3 separate regions of the Mus musculus genome follow, and regions 2 and 3 are each linked to region 1. A link is a loop called in an ENCODE intact Hi-C map of the cell type or tissue named here. Cell type or tissue: gastrocnemius. All regions are shown on one strand.

Region 1 (8,000 bases):
ATCTTTGAGTTCAAGGCTAGCCTGGGCCAAAGCAGATCCAGGTATGGTGGTACACCCCTTTAATCTGGGCCACCTCAGATTAACCTTCTACTGGAGGCCTACACAAGGACACTAGAAGGAGGAAGAAGAGTGACCTCTTCTTCACCTGCTTGCACTTACTTGCCAGCACATCTGTTAGAGCCTACTTCTCCAGGATTATACAAAAGACCAGCTGAAACCACTAGCCTCATGGGACTGAGCAACTACGAGATCCTTGGACTTCCCATTCACCGCTGCCCATTTTCGGTTAGTTGGACTGCAGACTATAAGTCATTCCAATAAATTCCCTTAATATATAGAGAGACATCCCATACGTTCTGTGACTCTAGAGAACCCCGACTAACACAGTCCCTTAGTGTTCAATTGTACCTATTTTCTTCCCAATAAAATCATCCAGGGGAAGTCCCAAAGGGCTGGTCGATGTTCTACCCCTGGGCCTGGTGGTTTTGCCCTCCCGAGCCTGCCCCGCCCTCTTTGTCTCCAAGTCCTGATCTCTGTGTCTCTCAGCTCCCCCCAGGAGGCTACAAGTTCCACAGAACAAACCTCTATCTCCAACTCTCATCCTCCAAGTCTTCCACCATACCTAGCACCATAAGTTCAACACACACACTATGGAATAAATACCCTTTCTACTTTCCACACTGGTATTCAACTTCATAAGGAAGAACTCAGATCGACTCAGTTAAATGCTAAGAAAGAGAAAGTGGTGGCCAAACTTGTCTATACTTTTTCAGAGTACTGTACTGCTGAAGGTCCATGACTGAAAAGGACTGAAAGAAAGAGTTTAAGAACACTCAGAAGAGGGGGGCTGGAGAGATGGCTCAGCGGTTAAGAGCACTGGCTGCTCTTCCAGAGGACCTAAGTTCAATTCCCAGCAACCACATAGTGGCTCATAACCATCTGTAATGAGAACCTGATGCCCTCTTCTGGTGTGTCTGAGGACAGAGACACTGTACTCACATAAAAATAAGTAATAAATAAATCTTAAAAAAAAAACTGCTTATCATTGAAAACAATGCTTAGCCCAGTAGTTCTACACCTAAGTACACACATAGAGAAAACAGAAATATGTGTCCACAAAAAAACTTGTACTGTGTATTTGGCATAGCTTTCTTCACAACAGCCCAAAGAGAAAGCAGAGGTCCATCAACTGAGAAGTGAGCAAATAAAACATGGTACATCCACAAGATAGAAAACTATTTGTCAAGGTAAAAGGAAATTGTCTTAGTGATCAAAATATCCTAACGAAAAATAACTTAAGGGAGAAAGGGTTTATTCTGGCTCGCAACTGCAGCTGAGTATCCATCACTGTAGGGAGTCATATCCAAAGTAGCTGGAAGCAGCTGGTCACATTACATCCACAGTCAAAAGCAGAGAAAAACAAATGGTGCACGGTCAGAGCTCCTCGGCGGGCTTTTTCTGTAGTAAGCTACACCTGTCAGTAAAAAATGCCGATGGCCAATGAGCTGAGACCGGAAATAGGAGGTGGGACACTGGCAGGAAGAGAGAGGATTCTGGGAAATAGTGAGCTGTGCGGCGAGAGATTCGCCAGGGAACACAGAGAGGACTGCTGTAAAACCAGTCAAGGAGCTGAACGTAGGGTTAGAATAAAAGATTTACCAGCCAGACGCTGAGGAAGAAGCTGGGTAACTAATCAGCAGGGAACTGAATTCAGGATAGAATAAAGGGGAGACCGCCCAAACTTAGACATACGAAGCTGAGGAGAGGTAACTAATAATGTGGTATATGTAGAAATAATTTAAATGGACTAAATAAGTTATGAGCTACTCGGGAAATGAGCCAAAGCTTATGATGTAGGCATTTACTAACAAATAATTAGTCTCAGAGTTGTTATTGTTGGGAACTAAATGACTGAGAGGGGAAAAAATGGATTTTTCTTTTATATATATTTAAACAGTCAAGGACCCCAACCAGGAACTTGTGCCTTTGACATTGTGGTGGTTTGAATATGCTTGACCCACGGGGAGTGGCATTATTAGAAGTTGTGGCCTTATTGGGGGAGGTGTGGCCTTCTTAAAGGAAGTCTATCATTGTGGAGGCGGGAATTTGAGGATATATATATATATATATATGTGTATGTATGTATATATATATATATATACACACACACACACACACACACATATATTCTGGCTACCTTTGGATCAAGATGCAGCTCCTCCTGCACCATGCCTGCCTGGATGCTGCCATGCTCCCACCTTGATGAGAATGGACTGAACCTCTGAACCTGTAAGCCAGCCCCAAATAAATGTTGTCCTTGTAAGACTTGCCTTGGTCATGGTGTCTGTTCACAGCAGTAAAACCCTAACTAAGACACACACATTCAGGGTCAATCTTTTGAAATGATGTAAAACAAAATTTTCACTTTGGAAAATAAGTGCTATTTATAAAAAACATAAGTACTCATGAGACAATGCTACTTTCAGCTTGAATTCTGGCATGAAAGGTGAATTATTTTCCCCTAACACCCGGAGGATCAATGTTCTTAGGAAATAATTTTGAAAATCGCTCGTGTAGCCTGGGTTGGGCACAGATATTAGAAGTCGTCTTTCAGAGCATTCCTAGAGAACCTTCTAGAAAACTTCTATTATCCCTCAATAAGCAGGACAACTGACTCCAAAGACCAAAGAAAGCATCCTACAACATACGCATCTGGTTGAATGACAGGAGCAGAGAGGAGAGGGCAGAACGGCTGTGCTCCGGGGTACTCTCTGGAAAGTCTCCTCATATGTCGCTGTGGCTATCAACGTCATTATTCGCAAAGTGGACGAAGGCTCTTCCTAAATCCAAAAGTTGATGACTGTGAGCACCAAGACAAGCTGAGTCCTGACACCTGGCTGCCATCCAAGGAAAAGTCATTACCACTCTGGCCTTATCTCTGCCTAGAAACCAGTTTTTCCCTGTTTTGGTTCACAAGCTAGAAAACATGGCAGCCAAGAGTATTCCCAGCACCCAATACAGTCACATGGAGACAAATTCCCCAGGTCAGGATTTGGGCCAGCCATTGCCGAAGTCAGTGGGTAGACATTACGGAATGCCGCTAATCTCCAGAAGCTGTGGATACGCAGTGCCGTCAGCCAGCGGGACCATCCAGACAGTGCTTTGATCCGATTGTCCTTATTTGCTTTTATGTGCTGTGTGACCAAAAGCACCTTGGGAGGAAAGGGTTTAATAACATCCTTCAGGCGCTACAGTCGATCATTGAGGGACACCAAGGCAGGCTGGAACACAGGGCAGGAACCTGGACACAGAAACCGATGCAGAGACCAGGGAGAAACACTGCCTTGGTCCCTAGGCTCCTGTACAGTTAGTTATCCCTATCTCCTCACGGGTGGCATCACTCACAGTGGGCTTGGGACCCACTCTTACATCAATTAGAAATTGAGAAAATGTCCCACAGACGTGGCTACAGGCAATACGATGAAGGCAGTTACTCCGCTGAGCTTCCATCTGCCCAGATGTGTCAAGTTGGCAACTGATGTAAGCTATTGAGCTGAGGGTTGGCTTTCTAAAGCATCTCCTTACCTTCGGTATAAATAGAAACATCAATTTTTGGATGTTGTAGAGACTTTTAGTTCTCCAGATGGTGACAGAGACGACGGTGTCCGTTCCCGATCTCCCGTGGCCAGGGAGGGCACAGCTGCCTGTGTGTGCCACGCATGCCCGGAAGCCATGTTATGCAAGCAACAGGGGAAGCCGAAAGTTAAAAATGAATAGTTCCTCTACCCTCGAAACTGAGCCTGTGAGGGAAATTTGGTTGACTGTGTTTGTTTAGGGAGGCTGAACTTTGAAGCCTACACTGTTGAGTGTTGAGTGTTCTGGGCTCTCATATTCTCTATATTTAATACCATCATTTGGAAAGTGAACTGACTTCACAAGTACTTTTCGCTTGCCCTGGAGAATACACACATTGGCCCAAATGGGCTTTTATTTTCCATTTTAATTTATACAGTATAAATATGAGGCTGGACTCCTTTAGAGTTAGAGGTTTCTCTGTGCAGATGTTTCTTAAAAGCCTTTTTCAATTCATACTGTTGGTTTAAAAAGAATTTCTTTTTATTAGCCTGGCTGAATGCCAGAATTGGGGTTTAAAAAAAAAAAAAATCACTGTTGCTTTTCCGCACAGAACTCTGAGGCTTCCTGTCCATGTTCGTTCCCCACCCCCCCAGCCAGCTACAAGACCGTCGGGAACTAAAGGGGATATAGCGCCATCTTGTGGCCACTGATGAGATGCAGCGCGGCGTCTCAGCTGGACGGGAGCGACTAGCCCAGGTCCTTCCCCCTCAGGATTTCTTGATTTACTTATTTGCCTTTTATTCACCATTTGGCTCAATTCACCCTAGATCTCAGGTTGTTTGGTTTTATGGAACGTATTCAACTTTGCCCCAGTAGGAGAAGATAAACCCCGCTGCATTCTGGCACGGAGGAAGGGCCATAACTTATGCTTTGGGCTTTTATTGAATTCCTCATAAAAAACAGTGTTGTGTAACTAAGTCTGTAATAAGTCTGGGAAATTTTTCAAACCTTTCCCCTTAAAACGGAGACGGGAAGCAAGAAGGCCAAATAGGCTTTCTCTCACTAGCCTGGGCTTGAAGGTGTCAATCACTGGCTCGCGCTAACTTGATTTGCTTAGTGTTTAAGGGGAGCTGGGTAAATATTAACTGAGTACCGCCTCTTCTGAGCGGGTATCAGTAGGCGTCAAACCTGCTTGCGTTGTTCCCAACTTTAAAAGGAAAGGTCTATAAACTAGGAGGCATCAATTCGTGCCGTATAATGGAGAAATGAACGCAATACCGAGAAGACAGGATGGCAGATGACACACCCGGCGTGACCCCAAGTGTGTAACGGCAAATATGCATCAGAGTGTAGCTGTCTACACACGTACATTTGTGTCAGGAGTGAAGCTCATGTAGAAGAGCATGCATAGACTCAGAACTGTGCCCAGAAAACAATATGCATATTAACATGTACTGTTCTGTGTATCATTATAATTGGTAACTATTTTCTAACCTTTTCCCATTTTTCTCTTTCTTTTTCTTTCTCCCCTTCCCTTTCTCCACCTTGCTCCCCCCCCCCACTTGCTCCAGCCCAGAGGTTCTTTCTTTATTTCTCATTACAGATGATTGTGAGTCACCAAGTGGTCGCTGGGATTTGAACTCATGACCTCCAGAAGAGCAGTCATTGATCTTAACCACTGAGCCATCTCACCAGCCCCACCCCCCTTTTTTTTCTTAACTGACCATAAATTAAAACCTTAGATGGGAGAGGGGTTGGAGAGATGGCTCAACGGTTAAAATCACTTACTGCTCTTGATAAGGACCTGTGTACCGAGCCCCCATGGGGTGGCTCACAACCACCTCTGACTCCATTTCTGAGGAATCTGATGCTCTCTTCTGACTTCCTTGGGAATCAAGCATTTCCATGGTGCACATACATACATGCAGGCAAAACCTTCATGCACACATAAAAATTAATAACTTTTAACCTAAATTCTCTGCAGCTTCTACAAGATCTCATGTCTGCTTGTTGGGGGATGCTGACTTGCTTGGGTTTAGCTTTTTGTTTGTTTTTTGTTTTTTTAAGATTTATTATTATATGTTGGTACACTGTAGCTGACTTCAGACACACCAGAAGAGGGCGTCAGATCTCATTACGGATGGTTGTGAACCACCATGTGGTTGCTGGGATTTGAACTCAGGACCTTCGGAAGAACAGTCAGTGCTCTTACCCACTGAGCCATCTCTCCAGCCCCCAGCTTTTGGTTTTTCAAGACAGGGTTTCTCTGTCTTAGTCTTGGCTGTCCTGAAACTCACTCTGAGACCAGGCTGGCCTCGAACTCAGGGATCTGCCTGTCTCTACTTCCCACGTGCTGGGGTTAAAGGCGTGAGCCACCACACCCAGCTGTGGGCTTTTGTTTAATTAAGAAAATACTAATCTTTATTACAGAAGGTAGAAAGCTGGGAGGGATTCCTGGCAGCTAGTTGTGGAAGCGTGTATGAACACGGGCAACCTCAGGGAAACTCCACACAACTGCCCTTTACAAAACCCCCTCTTTAGCCATTGAACCATCTCTCCAGCTTGCAGGTGCTTTTAACCTGGCTGCTCCACTTAGAGGCATTTATAGTGCAGAAGATGCACACAGCCACTGTCATTCAATACAGCAGCATCTGCAACAGCAAACGACACAGAGCATCCCAAGGAGCTAACCGCAGAATGGCAGATAATCGACGGAGCTCATGTTAAAGAACATTGTAAGGCAGACAAACCAGGACAGCCAGGGCTACACAGAGAAACCCTGTCTTGAAAAAACACACACAATAATAATAATAATAATAATAATAATAATAATAATAATAAATAAAAATAAAAATAGAAAGTCTTGTGGGTTTATGTGAATAATTGCCAAGACGTGTTGTCAAAACCCAGGGGTTTATGAGTTGTATTACAGGTAATAGATGGGAATACACTGAATATATACATCTGCTCGTGTGCAGAGTCAACCGTTAGAAAGGGGTGCTAACGGTGGGTACATAAATGAGCGGGAACAAATGTATCCAAGCATTTCAAACACACCGTCCTCAGTTTTAACTCCCTCAGAGTGGCGAGACCCAGATGGGCGTGGTGGCGCACGCCTTTAATCCCAGCACTCGGGAGGCAGAGGCAGGCGGATTTCTGAGTTCGAGGCCAGCCTGGTCTACAAAGTGAGTTCCAGGACAGAGAAACCCTGTCTCGAAAAACAAAACAAAAAAAAAAAAAAAAAAAAAAAAAAAACCAAAAAACCAGAGTGGCGAGACCCACTCTGATGCTCCAAGCTGAATCCCACTGATGGGAAAAGGAACCACGCTCAGGCCAGGCCTGAGTCCTCTCTCTACGTTGTGTCTGTCACTGCTCTACAGGAGGGCCGGACCTGGGAGAATGGAGCCAATGAATGAGGCGAACCAAAGTCTGCTGCAGTAGTCAACTGTATTCGGAGTCTCAGACTGTTTCTACTCGGAGAGTTTAAAAGGTCACACGAGTAAAGTTCTCGTGAGCTCAGACTGTGGACAATCACCAGGACAACCTGCACGTGGCAAAAGCATGTTTTTTTAATCCCACATAAAGGATATTTAACAACAGCGGGCAATAATGAGTGATCTGCAGTAAACCGGCTCCTATCCGCTACACCTGGGAGCATCGTGAAAACACGTTCCAAGAACAAGTCTGTGTTTTGGGGGAGGGGAGGGGGGGACTTGTTTTCTTGGAGTGTTCTCACAAGCACTAAAAATTCCCCTCACACAACTTTGTTCCTAGACCACATTCCGACAGCGTCCTTGAAAACACACAACCGTCTCCAACATGTGAGGTTTTGTTTTGAATCTTAAGAGATTAAAAAATTATATTCTGGTTAACAACATATTTGCGTTCGTTTTAGGATTTAAAAAAAAAAAAGTGGTGTGAGATGACCCACCCGTGGTTGCTTGCTCTCACCTCCCGAGGGCCCGAGAGCAGCCTGAACCACCAGGAACCTATGTAATACATCGGTTGCTGGGTGTGAAGATTCTTATCCTCGTTTTAAAACAAGGAAGGAAAACCAGAAAGAGACTGACTTGCTCATCCAGAAGCGTCCGAAATTAAAAACTAGGAGTTGAAATTCTACTACAGGGAGATCTAACCACTAACTTTATGAGGTTTTGTCCTCCTCCTACTGGGGTGGTTTGAATGAAAATGGCCCCATAGGCCCATAGGGAGTGGCACTATCGGGAGGTGTGGCCTTGCTGAAGAAAGAGTATCACCATGGGGTCAGGTTTTGAAGTCTCCTGTGCTCAAGCTATGTCTAATGTGGTGGATAGTCTTTCCTGCTGTCTGCAGATCAAGATGTAGAACTCTCAGCTCCTTCTCCAGTACCGTGTCTGCCTGCACGCTGCCATGTTTCCCATCATGACGATAATGGATTAAGCCAG
Region 2 (8,000 bases), 320 kb before region 1:
CTGGACTCTAATAACTAATTGTGCACTTGTTTAATATGTGTGGACTCACCCGTGGATAAGTGCTCAGCAGGAAGTTTCATTTCCCCTTTTTATGTCTTTGGAACTACAGAAGGACTCCCAAAGCAAATCAAGACCCTCTGTAGGAGCAACAAGCGCTCTTCACCACCGAGCATCACTCCAGCCCTGAGTGACACAGTTTTTGAGTTTCCCTCAGAACACAGAAATGTCTCTAGCTATTTCTAGCAGGTAGAATTTAATCTGAGGAATTGAGTATACAGGCGAGGGGAAAACCAAGGAGTCGTACAGATGACGTGGCAACGTAGAGATTGATACAACACCCTCCCGCCCCCTCACAACTGAAGAAACAAGAGCATGCCACAGGTCCCCAGTCCCAGCACCATGGTCCTAAGTAGAAGATGGGGTGACAGAGGCATTTCCAGGGGTTTAGGAGTACAAGTGTCTCCTCATAGGTTCTGGACCCGAGGAAGCAGCATAAGGAGAGCTCTTCCTTCACGTGCTCTCTGTGCTGGTGGGTCTCTGTATGTGAGCCCAGGCTTGACCACATGAGGCTCAGGGAGGCCAGAATCACTGATAAACACTGATGATCATTGATAATCACCAATAAACAGTGAATAATCGGGCTAGATGGTGCCTGTCAGCCCTCGTGACCTTCCAAGCTCCGGAACAAGCTTCCCGCTCTGTGTGAGTCCAGCTCATTTTCTCCTTTTATTCCTTTTATTCAGATCTTCAGCATTTTGCCTCAAGGAGTTGTCTTGCAAAATGGAAATCCTAACTTACCCAGAATCACAAGCACTTCCCACGGAGAACAAAGGTCTAAGTTGCTCTCAGACTATTCACCGGTGTTTCCACCAGTGATGGTGGGTCTCTAACCCAGAGCCTGGCTCCAGCTGCAGAGGAAGTGGAAAGCAGAATGTGAGCAAGTGATCCCGGATGGACTCCATGTGGAAGAGGCTTGTGAACTCTGAGCTCTGTAAACTCTGAACCCTGTGAACTCTGTAGCCACAGAGAAAAAGAAAGTCACAAATCCAAGCAATATTTACTTAAAGCAACTAACGATGGCCAGGGTCACCTTTCCTCATGATCTGCAGGATCCCATCTCTCTACGATCATGCTTCCCAGTCGGGCAAGGTCCAAGGGACTGCAAGGTCCAAGGGACTGCAGGACAGAGTGACCACAGGACAGACTGAGCACAGGACAGACTGAGTGCAAGACAGATGGACCACAGGACATATGGAACACAGGATCTTTAGCTCAGACATACTTGTGTAGAGGCCTGGGTTCACAGACCTGAGCTGAGATGAAAGCAAACGGAGGAAGGAAAACAATGTTAGATAGGACGGCCAGACTGGAAGCAGCTGCTATGGGTATTGGAGACCAAGGCCTACTCAGTGGTGGCACTGAATCCAGCACAGGATCCTCCTCTCGTCTACAGTCTCCTCCCCTCACCTACAGACTCCTCCCCTTCCCTGTCCTGCAAGTAGTGCCGGGTGCAAACACTGAAGCTATGTAAGGGACCTGTCTAGCATCTCCAAGGTGAGGCAGGATTAAAGAACAGCCAGGGTCAAGAGGGGGCGGGGTGGGGGGAAGCAAGATGGAAGCAGAACTGGACTGGCGGATGCTCCACCTCCACTCTTTCGGTCGCAGCAGCCTGTCAGCAACATGGGCACCAAAAGAAGGGCAGAGAACAACGAAAGGTCCAGCCCAGACTCTAAGTACCAGGGAGTACCTGAGGAGTCCTGAGGCTCTAACAACTGAAGAAAGCATTTTAAATAAACATGGAGCGCTGGGAGTGTGGCCCAGAGGCAGAGGAATCCCCTAGTGTGTGGAAGGCCCAGGTTCCACCCCCATCGATGGTGATGATGGTGATGGCAGTGGTGGTGGTGATGATGGTGATGAAAATACAAAATTAGATGGATGATGCATAAGCTCATTTGTTCAATTTTTAAAAGAAAAATTGCAAGAATTTTAAGTAGCTTGACAAATGTTCAGCTGCTGAAGAATCAAAACTAATAAAAAAAATAATAATTCTCATCAACTAACTGCCTAAGGTACTTTTGCAGTGCACCACAGCCTTTTTAATTTTTACTTTTTCTTTTAAATTTTTATAGACATAGGCAATGTCTCTGGATCATACCCTCCTCTTCCTCTTTAACCCTAGCTCCACCCCAAGATACTTCTTCATATCCCCCTCCCAACTTCATACTCTCTTTTTATAATTTATTTGATCTGTAAGACATTGTGTCCATCTGTGCTTCCCATATGCGCATGGGTGTGCACGGAGTGGGGGGAGGGACCTACCAGTGTCCACACCCTTGACAAAAAGTGCTACCCTCCTTCAGCATCTGTCTGAGGAAGGACAAGGCCTCTGACTCCCCTTCCCAAACATCTCACCCCAGTTGCTTTATTTACCTACTTTCTCATCTAAGGGTGGGTTTCTGCTCTCAATTCCTATACAGAGAGCAGAAAGGAAGTTTGAGCTTTTCTGGAATGACGAATCAGAATTTATTCTCCACGCTGAGACTCAGGATGCATAAAACATGTAAGCCCGTGGAAACTCGCGCTGCTTTTGTGAGATTTACACTCTTGTAAATGCAGAGATTCGGGTGAAGTTGGCTTTACATAATTACCATACATTTTTAAAACATAGGCTGCTTTTTGATTTGTATTTGTTATGCTATAAAATACACTCCTGACAGTGGAACGATAAAGCCATCCCTCCACTGGCAATTAAATAAACATGTCGTATGGCATCAAAGTGAACTGTGGGCACCATCCCAGTACCCACATGTGGGGCAGTGGGCTGTGCACAGACAGCCTGGTCTCCAGTCGAGCATAGGTCTTAAAGCCTGGGGGTCCCAATGGGTGGTGATTTCCACCTACATGGGATACCCCTCCTGGACCCCTGGCTCCTGTCGAAGTTACTGCCCCCACAGTCTCCACAGGAGAGGTGTGTGACTATCAGTCATGCAGACAATGTCCCAAGCTCCTGGCATTCTGGCTAGACTCCACCCCACAGTTACCTGACTATAGCCAGGTATGCTCCTCCCCACAGTTACCTGATAGCCCAGCCCACCGAGGATTGAACTCAGGTCATCACGCATGGAAGCAAACCCTTTTACCCTGACATTTCACCCAAGAATTGTACAGGGTCATCCTTGAATTGTGTATTCCTCTATGCATCTCCTGACTAAGTTTCTGACTCACCCACATTGGGTGACTTGCAACTCCCTGGGGTCTTGGCCTCTTTTGGCCTCCACGGGTGCTCACACAACATAAATAAATATTTTTTAAAATTGTTATCTTGACCATGATCTAGCATCCAGATGTAGACTCCTGACTATAGAAAACACAAGATTCTGCCAGAGTTCACAGGGATAGAACAGCTTAGTGCAAAAGGCTCTGTTCCAGGGCCATTGCTTTTAGCACATGTTTAAAAGTAAAGGAGGGGCCAAGGACTGGAGAGGTGGCTCAGTGGTTAAGATCACGGATGTCTCTTCTAAGAGGACCAGGGTTCGATTCCCAGCACCCATAGGCTGACTCACAACCATTCAGAACACAAGTTATGGAGAGATCTGACGCCCTCTTCTGGTTCCCAGGAGTAACTACATGCACATGGTACAGAGGTGTACAACAGGTAAAACATCCATACATGTGAAATCAATTTAAAAAATATTTTAAATACATATTTTATTATATATTTACATGTAGCTACACATATATATATATTTATTTTTATATTTGCATATTAATATATACATGTATATTTTAAAGACAGGGGAAAGTATAGAAAGGAGAAAACTGTTTCAAACTGTTGTCTGATGAAGTTCAGCAATCAAAGGTGACACATAGTGTCTTTTGAATCTAATTTTTTAAAAAGGAAAAGAAAGAGACAGGATGTTTGCAGAATATGGGGATGCTGAACACTGACTGCACACTAATTGACATTAGAAAATAGTACTTTTTATTCTCATCCAACTATCACTAAAAATTAGACCTTAGATTACATTAGCATAAGGGGAGATGGTAAGACATCTAGTGTTTACCTCAAAATTCCCTGACAGGGTGACCACCAGATCTGCTGAAGCAGTGTGGATGGAACAGGGCAAAACAAATGTGGACAGAGCACAACTGCATCTGAAGAGAGAGAGGTCATGACCTGGTCTATGTGAATAACACAGGTTCAAACCTCCCACAGTTTAAAAAATAAATAAATACAAATAAATAGATAAACAAATTAATAAGCAGTTAATGCAAACAACCCTTCAGAGACATTCATTCTAGCCGAGGGTCACAAGTCTCTGTTACCAACAGGAAGAAAATTGACTCAAGATCTTAAACCCTCAAGGAGAACCTTAGATTCCCTCCTTTTGTCTAACTGTCTCTGCTCTACTGAATGCCCGGGTCACAGGACACACAGCAGACCTCATAGATGTGATCTGACCAAGCTTTTAAAAATAAAATAAAATAAAATAAAGTTGGAGCGGGAGGGGGGCATGTTTTGAGCCAGGACGCCAGTAAAGAAAATAAGTATCTGATGGGCGTGGTGAAGGGGAGTCACCAAGGCCCTGAAAGCAGACAGTTAATCACAGCTGTCCCTGACCCTGCTCCTGCTCCTGCTCCTGACCCTCCCCTGACCCTGACCCTGACCCTCCCCGTAACCCTGACCCTCTCAACCCTCTCATTCGCCCTTACCTTGACCCTGACCCTGACCCAGACCCTGACCCTCCCCCACTTTCCTTTTCCCTCCCCCTGGCCCTGCCCCCACCATCATGGGATTCCTCAGATGTGGAAACTTAATGCTGAATATTTCTGTCTTTCTGAAAGGACACAGTGTTGAATTCATTAGATTTCAGAAACTCAAACCCACAAATCAGGATTGTTTCACATCTGAATAAATCGTGTGTTGAGCAGCGCCACCTATCGGTGAAGCTCGGTGTTGCACCATGACTGTAGAGGCAGGCAGGCAGGCAGGAGAGAGCAAAACCCACCAGAGGAAAATTCCACTTTGCAATCTTCAGGCAGCTTGGAATCTCTAGGTATTCCAGCCTGGACAGAAGTGAGGTCATCTAAGTCCCTACAGAAATATTTATGGTCACTGTGACAAAGTGCACCTTTGATATACTGGCATTGACTAACCACAATTCCTAAAAAAATGAAAATAAAAATTCAGGTTTCTAAAGTTCTAAAAAAAAAAATGGCTTTGTTCCTTTCGTGGAGAAAACTTACCAAATTTTATGTTAACTGGGTTTTCTTTTTTAATTCCATGTTCTAAGACTCTGTGAAATTTCACAAATTTAGATTTATGGATTTCAAATTAGTAATTTGAAACAGATTCTGAAGTCAAAATAAAAGGCTTTAAAAGCAAAGTCGCAAGTTATCAGCATGGAGAGGAGCTATTATTGATTGTGAAACAACAAAACAAAAAAACATCTCACCAATGGCAGCAAAGGGAAGAGACACCCACTAAAGGATCAGATTTTGTATTTTTAAGATTTATTTACATATTTTATGTATATGACTACACTGTAGCTGTCTTTAGACACAACAGAAGAGGGCATCAGATCTCATTACAGATGGTTGTGAGCCACCATATGGTTGCTGGGATTTGAACTTAGGACCTTTGGAAGAGCAGTCAGTGCTCTTAACCGCTGAGCCATCTCTCCAGTCCTAAAGGATCAGATTTTAAGAATGAAAAATTGAAAAACAAAACCATCCCTATCTTCTAAAATACCAGCAGACCAAACGAGGCATTCTAAAATACTGGAGTCTTCAAGGAGGTTGTTCCAGGATCATCAGCATGGTAAACATTTTGCAAAACTTAGAATTATGTATAAATCTACTCATGTATTTCCACAACTATGTAACAATTACATGGTATAGATATACTAATGTCAGTGTGTATACTTCAAAGTATACTCTTAAGTAATCTTTTACTATTATTATACATATCAATGTATGTATGCCCATACTTTAATGTTACAGTATGAAATAACTCAGAGAATGAAGTCAACAGATCAAGCTGTGGAAACATTGTCTTGCAGCTTCACCTTGGGGAACACACCCAATTCTTTCCCCAGAAGGGAAACCAGAAGTTAGAGACACTCTTGTCATTTTTGCAGGGCAAGAGCTGGCACCAGGGACCAACACCACAGCCTTGATATTTCAGTCTTGGCATTTCAGAACCTCATATGAGGCATCATCTACTGCTGAACTCCCATTTCTACCTTGAGAGCCATCCCTGACTTCAACACAGCAAGGACCTGTTGCAGGATTAAAGGGGATGGGGGAGGTGAAAAAGGAGAGGACAGAAAGACAGAGGCAGAGCAAGGGAGAAAGGGAAGGAAAGGGGGTGGGAAGGAGGGAGGAAGGACAGGACCCTCACACTCTAATGGTCTTTTTGAAGGAAGGAAGCCACTTGTAGTTAATCTTCATTCTCTCTAACACTGATCAAAATATGTTTGGGGAAGTCGCTTGCCAGGCTTAGTTGAAGAAAGTGATCAGCTGTGAGAGTTGGGGAGGAGCCAGAAGGACAAAGGACTGTGCCATAAAGAAAGCTGGGATTCAGGGTTACTTTGCTGCTGGCCTTTTCCATCATGGGCATGAGGGGCAGAGGAAGTTGGAGTCATCAATGGACAGTGAGCCCATTGCTGAGAACACCACCATGCGGCTCTTGAACATGAAGAGGCCAAGCTGTTGCTTACATACGACCCTCACCACTGTGTTCTAGTGTTTATGCCATGGGAAGGTTCTCTACAGGCTCACAAAGGAGAAAGGCAAAAACCAACACAGCACAAACTCTTCTATCTACACTCTGTTCTTGCCTCCAAGATCTGCCAGGGCAATGGTGGCACAAAGCTTGTGGGAGAGACCAACCATGTCTAATCTGGTGGAAGATCCACTCACTCCATGAGATGAAACCCAGACCTGACACTGCTTGGGTGACCAAGAATAGGAATCTAGATAACCTGGACCTAGGGTAAAACCAAATACTACTGTTTGTTTGTTTGTTTGTTTGTTTGTTTGTTTTTAAGTAACAATGAAATGACTCTAATGATATCCTGCTATATCCTTAAATACAATGCCTTATTCAGCTATAGAGGAATCCTCCTTCAGCAGACGGAAAGAAATATAGATACCCACAGCCAGACGTTATACAGAGAGAGAGAGAGACAGAGAGACAGAGAGAGAGAGAGAGACAGAGACAGAGTCAGAGACAGAGAGACAGAGACACTGAAACAAAGAACGAGACATATAGACAGACTAACCAATCTTGGAACGCACAGCTCCCAAAGAAATGTCTCCATCAATCCCTCCCGTCAGAACTCAGAAGAGGAGAGGGTAGTAAGAGATGGGGTGGGGGTGGGGGTGGGAACAGAGGACACCAGGAGAACAGGACCTTCTAAAACAACTGAGCAAAGCTCAAATGAGTTCACAGAGACTGAAGCATCAGGAACAGGGCCTGCATGGGTCTACTCCAGGTCCTCTGCATATGCACGAGAGATAGCGTTCAACTAGTACTGCTAAGGGACTCCTGAGCAGGTAAGGGATCTTTGTGCCGTCTCTTGGCCTCTTTTGTCTGTTGGCTTGCCTTGTCCAACTTTCGACATGATGGTTTTTGTTTTATTTTCTTATGTGTGGTTGGTATCTCTAAGGAGCCTGTTCTCTTCTAGTTAGAGACACAAAGGGGAGGGTCGATCCAGACAAGAGGGAAGGTGCAGAGGAACTGGGAGCAGAAGGAGGGGAAACTGGATCCATCCAGACTGTATTGTATGAGGAAAGAATCTACGGTTAACAGAAGGGGAGGGAGCTTGAAATCTCTGAGCAGATTGGGACACTCTTGCTGCTTACGGAGCTGATCCCGGAGAGGATCTTCAGCCTGTCTCGGGGCTGCACAGGTTGATTTTGCTTTGGAAGTGACTCCCGAAAGCCTAAGAGGAAGACTTGCTGGAAAGCTAAAGCAAGGTTGATGGCTGCTGAAG
Region 3 (8,000 bases), 130 kb before region 1:
TGAGTTCAAGGCCAGCCTGGGACAAAGCAAGTTCCAAATTCAGGCATAAACACCTTTAATCTGAGTTACCTCAGATTAACCTTCTCTTGGAGGCCTACATAAGGACATTAAAAGAAGAAAGAGTCGTTCTTCCTTGTCTGCTTGCACGTACTAGGCAGCAACTCTGTTGGAACCTACCTATTCACGTTTCCAGCTTATACAGAAGAGCAGCTGAAGCACCTAACCTCACAGACTGAGCAGCTACGAGATCCTTGGACTTCCCATTCACCGCTGCCCATTGTTGGGCTAGTTGGACTGCAGACTGTAAGTCATTCCAATAAATTCTCTTAATATATGGAGACGTTCCATAAGTTCTGTGACTCTAGAGAACCCTGACTAACGCAGTATTTAATTTTGATTTTTTACGGGAGCCCACAGCTGAGATTTTAAAAGAAACTGTTGAATTTTTAGAGAGATTGGACATTTTAAAGAGACTGAAGCTCTAAAATGTTTGAATTTGTAAAAATTCTGTGGGAATCTTTAAAGTTATTTATGGGATGTCAACATTACCGTACCATCTTGGGGATACATGAGAAAGGAAAGGTTCTAACTGTAAGGCGATGTGCTTATAAGTGTCAAATTGACAAGGAGCCAGTTGTTTGGGCTAGTTTTATTTCAACTTGTCACAAACTAAAGTCATCAGAGAGGAGAGAGCCTCAGTTGCAAAAATGCCTCCCTCCACAGATTGGGTTGTAGGCAGGCATGCAAGGCATGTTCTTGATTAGCAATAAACGGGAAGGGCTGGAGCCATTGTGGGTGGTGCCATCCCTGGGCCTGGGTCCTATAGGAAAGAAGGCTGACCAAGCCATGGGGAGCAAGCCAGAAAGCAGCATCCCTCCATGGCTTCTGCATCAGCTCCTGCCTCCAGGTTCCTGTCCTGTTTGAGTTCCTGTCCTGACTGCCTATGATGATGAATTGTGATTTGGAAGTCAAATGAGCCCTGTCCTCCCGGAGTGTTTTATCACAGTAGTAATAATCCTCCCTAAGTCAGTCATGCTGTTCATCATCTATAAACCTGGGATAATAATACTCACCAAAAGGACTACTAATAGATAACAAAGAATCAATCATTCTGGATCCTAGCAGTACAAAAAAAAAAAAAAAAGCAATTGTATTTTTTTTTAGAGATTTATTTATTTATTTATTTACTTACTTTACATGAGTACACTGTAGCTCTCTTCAGACACACCAGAAAAGGGCATCAGGTCCCATTACAGATGGTTGTGAGACACCATAAGGTTGTTGGAAATTGAACTCAGGACCTCTGGAAGAGCAGTCAGTGCTCTTAACCACTGAGCCATCTCTCCAGTCCCACAATTGTATTTATTCTCAGAATTCTTGAAGCCGAGTAGATTATAGACGTAAAACAAGTTGTTTCAACAATACTTACTGGATCCCATGAAATGTACAGGAGTAAAATGTGATGCCCTTGGCTTAAGTTGAAAATAATGTAGGTCCAAGTGCATTTAAAGATAAGGAGATGGCTCAGTAAAATGCTTACCAAGTTCAGCTCCCAATACCTATGCAAAATCCAGGCATGACTACGGTGCCTGTTTTTCCTAGCGCTGAAGAGATGGGGCTTCATGGCCAGACAGCCTAGCCTAGAGCACCGAACTTCAAGTGCAGTGAGAAACCCTGTCTCAAAAAACAAGGTGGAGAGCCATGGCAGAAGACACCCCATAATAATCCAGGGCCTCCATCAGCACACATGCATGCGAACACACTTGAATCTCACGGCTTCCCAACGGTCTTAGTTTGGGTTTTATTGCGGTTAAGAGACATATGATCAAGGCAGCCCTTACAAAGGCAAATATTTAACTGGGGCTGGCTTATGGTTTTAGAGGTTCAGCCCATTATCATCACTGTGGAAGCATGGCAGCATCCAGGTAGACATGGTGCTGGGGGAGCCGGGAGTTCTACATCTCTATCTGATCAGCAGGCAGCCCTGGATTCTTTTGTAGGCAGCCAGGAGTAGGGTCTCTTCTGCACTGAGTGGAGCATGAAGGCTAGGAGACCTCAAAGCCCACCTACACAGTGATGTACTTCCACCAGCCAGGCCACACCTCCTCATAGTGCCACTTCCCATGGGCCAAGCATATTCAAACCACCACACCCACTCGGTACTGTGCAGCATAGTGCTTGACTGCCATTACCCACTACTGACTGGCCTCCACACTGCCGATGCCTGCCATTACGAAAGAGCATTGAATGTTGTGTTGTGAAAAACACAAAGGTTCAAAAAAAGTGTGGTTTCTGTTGAATCCGTTTATTACTTTCAAATCAACTTAAAGACCAAAGATCCAGGCTTCCTAAATGGTACCTTCTTTCTCCTGTATGCTCGGGTTCTCCTACATGCTTGGCACCCTTGACATGGTGTTTGCTGAGCAACGACAAGCTCAGCAAATGCTTAATGGATGGGCGATAGATGTACTGAAACAAGCCTGCTTTTCCTGAAGTCATGAAATTATCCCCCAAACAGGGAAGTTTGAGTTCTGTGAGTCATTTAAACTCTCCGCTAAGGCCAAGATTTGGGGGAGGGGGGGCTGGAGAAGCAGCTTAGCCTGAAGAGCACCTTTTGATCCCTCAGAAAGCCCCGTGGTTTCTGTTTCCAGCACCCACATGGTGGGTCACAAACCATGACTCCAGTTCCAGGGGATCCAGTGCCCTCTTCTGTCCTCTGGGACACCAGGCATAGAAGTGCTGTATAGAGACAAAATACTCATACACATAGAAGTTTTAATTATTATTAAGAAATCTAGGAAGAAAAGAGCAGATAGTATCCCTAGTTTTCCAAGTGTTTAAAAAAAAAAAAAAAAAAACACCATGAGTTAATGTTTTCCCTATGCGTGAAATTAGTGACGCTCCTTGCCCAGAAATAAGTATCAATTTGGCAACTGGTGAAATGTTTGCATATTTTCCTCGGAACGAACTGACTTCATAAAAAGGGAAGGAGCCGGAGTTTCTGGTTTCTGGGGCCCTGGAAGCTAAGAGCTGAACGTATAAACAGTGAGTAACACATTAGTCATAGTCCGCAGCTGCTCCCTGGCAGGACAAGAAATAACAGGCTCAAAATACTGCGGAGAACCAGGCTTGACAAAAAAAAAAAAAAAAAAAAAAAAAAAAAAAAAAAAGGCATTTCTCTCAAAGAGTGAGTCTCAGTCAGATGGCCCGGGAAAGCGCGTGTCTGGAGGGATTGTGGGATTGTTTTCTGTGTCATTCGTATAGATAATCCACGAACCTGTTTTGATGAGTTTTTAGTTGTCTTCTTTCATAAAAGCTGACGGGATAGAATGATTTTCGGTCTTGATTTTTTTTTTTTTTTTTTTCTAGAAACTTGACTCATTTCACACATGTCCCCTAGAGGGCAGCAGTGGCCCAAAACACAGGCCAGGATCTAACCCTTTGGCGCCAGTCTGTCCACTGCTTAGGTCCTGCAACTGCTTCCTTCAAGTTGTCAGTGGTGTGATCATTTCTATCCCGTTGTGTCTATCTAGAAAACCCACTAAACCTGAGAAAACAAAATAAGAGTTCATTTCACAACGTTTGGGATGGAATTATATGAGGTTTACATTTTGTCTTTCTATATATGACCTGTACACACATAGCCTAGGCCGGTGCTTCTCAACCTGTGGGTCTCCCACCCTCTCACTGAGGTTGCCTAGGACCATCAGAAACCCCAGATATTTATGGTACATTCCACAGCAGCAACAAAATTACAGTTACAAAGTAGCAATGAAAATAATTTCATGGTTGGAGGTCACCACAAAATGAGGCACTGTATTGAAGGGTCACGCAGCATTCGAAGGCTGAGAGCCACTGGTTCAGGTGACCCTGTGCCTGTGGGCGTGTAGAGAATATAGATGCTTGAAAGCAAGAAGTCAAAGCTTCTGCCCTTTATGGAGAAATCAAAACTATTCCAGGCATTGCCAAGTCTCTATCCATGCTTGTTCTCACTCTGAGGTTACTACGTATGGAAGAATTGGTTTGATGGTAGATTTAGTAAGGAATAGGACAAAGAAATAAGGGTAGGTGGCTTAGTCTAGAAAGGGTAGCAGACTGACTTGATATACGGAGGATGGCTATTCGATTTGGAGATTGTAAGTGGCAACGTTAATTTTAAAATGTTCCTTTTACGATGTAAAGCATGGCAATCTGGGGAGACACAGCTCCGAACAGCATCCAATTCTGGTAGTGCACAGGGCTTCCTGTTGTGGTGGTGGCAAACCAGCACAGGGTGCATCCCAGAAAGATGAAGGCGAGAACCTGAGTGTACAATTTTCAGATGCTGAGGTCTTAACACTGTTCTTTAAATATTTCGTTTCTGCTCAGAGACATTTTTATTCAAAGGACACAACTTTTACAAGGTGGCAGGTTTTTTGTTTGTTTGTTTGTTGTTTGTTTGTTTGTTTGTTTGCAAGGGTACCTCAAGAGCTTCCCATGATCCTTGTGAATTTATCTTCCGGGATCTCTCTGGCTGTGTTTAAGTTGTTTGCTGAACGGACTTTATTCTTTTTCCTGCTGTGAAATTAAGGGCAAGAAGGAAACCACACATATGCTACAAAAGGGTTGCGTGATGTCAGATCTGAACTGGTCTTGACAGATGTGGGCTGAGAAGGGTGGGTTTGTACACAAAATTCAGGGCAGTGAAAACCATCTCTCCACACATCCCTGAGTGGATTTGAGGATGTTCCTATCATAGCTTTTCCTCAAATCCAGTGCTGTGTCCTGTCTCCACAAGATAGATTGTCTGTGCATCTTGTGGCTGGAGATTACATGTCTGACAAGTGACGTGGGAACATTCAGATACTGCATACCAAGTTGCAATCCATGTCACAGTCAGAACTTTATGTATATGCTAGGAAATGTTCGCAGCTGCAACACCCTGGCTGGTAAGTGTTTGTGGTGGCCTAGTGCTATGTTGAGAATGATACCGCCCAGCCCCTTGGAACAGGTGCCTCTTTTAGTGGCTCTAACTCTGAGGAGTCAAAGAAACGGAATCCCAGTGTGGACAGTGTGATATTTGTGATATTTACGGGAAGGGGACAAACTGTAACAAGTGGAGCTGTGGATTATTGTTTACCCTTGTTTTTGGTGTTGTTTCATTCTATTTTGCTTTGACACAAGGTCTTAGTCTATAGCCCAGAGTAGTCTGGAAATTCCTATGGACTTGAGCTCCGGGCAGTCTCCCTTACCACAGAGCTGGAGTCTAGATATGAATCATCACCCCAGAAACCATAAAAGAGATCATACTTACCCCAAATTGGCCAAACGAGAAGCCTTTAAATACTTCTAGAAGGAACACTTCTTTAAATAAAAACAAAATTATAACCGAAAAAGGCCCAGATCTATTATTTAAGATCTATTTTATAATTGGTGTGTGCACGTCCTCAGAGGCCAGTAGAGGGAATTGACTCTGAGAGGCTGGAGTTAAAGATGACTAGGGGCTGACAGATATGGGTGCTTGGGTCCCCCAAAAGAGCAACCAGTGCTCTTAATGGCGGAGGCACCTCTCTAGACCTCTAGATCTCTTGCATTTCCTTTTTTTAGAGGAGAAAAAATATTGGAGAGCTTGATTCTTCCTAAAGTGTGGGTATTGCATCTGAAATATGACACAACGTGCTTTGAATAAAGACCATGCAAAAGCAGCTCACATCCTCCTCTAAGTCCAGCTCTGAGGAGTCTGATGCCCTCCTCCACACGCTCCTGCGCATGTGCGCGCACACACAAAGAAACCTCTTCCGGGACAGGGAGCAGGGAATGGTGGGCACTCCAGTTGCTGTATACAAGCTGATGTGGATTTTAGTCAGTGCACTGACTGTGTTTTATACTTGTGACTTCAAGTGGCTGCCATGAAACCATCACTTCTCTATCCCCAGGCATAATATCATCACTGTCCATACTCCAGTGCATTGTCTGTTCTAAGACGGTAACGCTTTTTCAGTTGGGAGGGGTCCAATTGGACATCACCAGATAAGCAGGTCCCTTTAAGTTTGGTCCAGGTCACTAGCCTCATGGTAGTGGTATAATCTGCAGTTATTTTCTTGTTTATGGCTCATTTAATCATTTTCATGACAGTCCAGCCAAAACAGGAGTGTGGGCAGTCCCTTTAAGAGCATCATATGTTTTTGTTGCATTTAGTAACATGACAAGAAGACAAGAATAGAAAAGTGGACCATCTTGCTTAAAACCCATAGCATATGAAAGTGTTCTCTCCCACAAGGCAATGCGTTTGAGCACAAGTAGATGCTGTGGTGTCTGTCTTTCAGAATTCAAGAGCCTGGGCAAACTTGTAAGGAGCACAGAATCTGAAAACTACCCTAACTGGTTCCCCAGCAAACTTTCTCACCCTGGAACCAGGTCTAAAGAATCTCCTGAGACCACGATGACTACACCTTTGCGTTGACTTTATTACACCAACCAACCTCTTGTGCAGCTTACATGGTGGTGTAAAATACACTCAATAGTGCCATTGCTCTGTGCCTGGCAATGTAGCTAACACATAGTTAATAGAGGCTGGCTTTTGTAGAGGAGAGCTCCTAAGGGTGGCATCTCCTTCCATGCAAATGAATACAGAGCCACCGAAAACCTTTTCAGTGTTATTCTCTGGGGTTTCCTCCTCGGACCATCCTCTTTTAAAGCCCCAGTGGGCTACTGTCTTGGTATGCTGTTTCATCATAAAATTTCTCACCTGTTTCTGGTGAGGTTGAGGCCTCTCTGTTCTGAGAGTCATTTGCATATCAATTCTACCGAGCCAACCTTGATCACCCCAGAAGCCCCAGGCCCCATTGAAGAGCAACAGACTCATACCTGTTTCCTTGAGTGGCTTGAGATTGGAAGACAAAGGGAAGTTGGGTAAAGTACAGTTGCTTCTGGAGACTGGACAGTTGGTAGTGGTGACCCTACCCACCACCCAAGCCCAAGTCATTGTACAATTAAGGAAGCAATATATACAGGAGTTGGCCAATGACCACCACCCTTCCTAGCCAGAATGGTGATGGAGAATCTTCCTGGTAGGACAACAGATATTAGAGATAGAAACTAATGGAGTGGCAGCCAAGGAACAATTCCTGCTGGCATCAAAGCGGGTGATGGGGGTGGGAGAATGCTACAGAATATACCAGTCACCTGTAACCCTTGAACTGTAGTTCAAGGTGACTTGAACTGTAGTTTCATAGAAATAAAGCTTTGGGTATAATCTAAAAGGAATATAATAAAACCTTTCTCTGAGGATGTTTGTTTGTTTGTTTGTTTGTTGAGACAGCTTCTCTGTGTATCCCTGGCTGTCCCAGAAATCACTAAGTAGACCAGGCTGGCCTCAAATTCACAGAGCTCCATCTGCCTCTGGTTCCCAACTGCTGGGATTAAAGGCATGCACCACTACTCCAGGCTTCCCTGGGCATTTCTATTATCAATACTCATTCCAACTAGATAGTCCAAAAATCTCTCAAATAGAGGCTATGAACACAACTCTTGAGAGGAAACCCAGTCATTCATTTTTGTCCCTGTGAGAAAGCTGATTTATAACTGGCAAAACCACCTCTTGACTCTAGGCATTGGACTCCTGTGGTGTGACTCGTGTAAACATACCATTTGATTATAGTCCCGGCACAATCAATAAGGGTTTTGAGTTGCCACATCGGCTGCATTCTACAGAGTCTGCCGAAGCATCATTTAATGCAATGTCTTCCTTGGTACCCCAGACACTAAGAAACACCGTCGTATCCTTTTACACGTGGTAATGAAATCGTGGGTGTGTTACCAAGATTAACCCTCCCAAGAATGCCTGCCCTTCTGATTCTCTTCCTGCTAAAATTAGCAGGCATCTTACTGTGCCACCTGCGAGAGTGCTGTGAGAGAAGAAATTTCAAAACTTTCCACACCTCCCCATCCCCCCCCCCCCATCAGAACAAATTGTTTTTTCTAGTCTCTGTTTATCTTCACAGCACTTTGGAACCCAATAG

The links. Hi-C counts contacts between places; a loop is a spot of excess contacts. Peaks named below come from ENCODE experiments on the same cell type or tissue, not always from the same donor. Only the 100,000 strongest peaks of a DNase experiment are listed, where the experiment ranks them.
Region 2: a loop joins it to region 1, with 4 times the contacts of the local background. A loop is called at or near these places in 6 of 42 quality-filtered maps.
Region 3: a loop joins it to region 1, with 4 times the contacts of the local background. A loop is called at or near these places in 12 of 42 quality-filtered maps.

The regions. Positions count from the first base shown.
Region 1 is chr10:69,317,162-69,325,161 of GRCm38, forward strand. No RefSeq gene overlaps it. Among named protein-coding and RNA genes, the nearest start is that of 4930423B08Rik, 7.1 kb to the right of the region's middle. In gastrocnemius, a CTCF peak has its summit at 4,298 (motif pointing left); a DNase peak (open chromatin) is centred at 4,269; H3K4me3 peaks cover 751 bases; H3K27ac peaks cover 1,410 bases.
Region 2 is chr10:69,000,729-69,008,728 of GRCm38, forward strand. No RefSeq gene overlaps it. Among named protein-coding and RNA genes, the nearest start is that of Gm33035, 29 kb to the right of the region's middle. In gastrocnemius, a CTCF peak has its summit at 4,944; a DNase peak (open chromatin) is centred at 4,941.
Region 3 is chr10:69,183,013-69,191,012 of GRCm38, forward strand. It overlaps a transcript of Rhobtb1 not described here. Among named protein-coding and RNA genes, the nearest start is that of A930033H14Rik, 26 kb to the right of the region's middle. In gastrocnemius, a CTCF peak has its summit at 3,395 (motif pointing right); DNase peaks (open chromatin) are centred at 3,093 and 3,413; H3K4me3 peaks cover 913 bases; H3K27ac peaks cover 1,823 bases.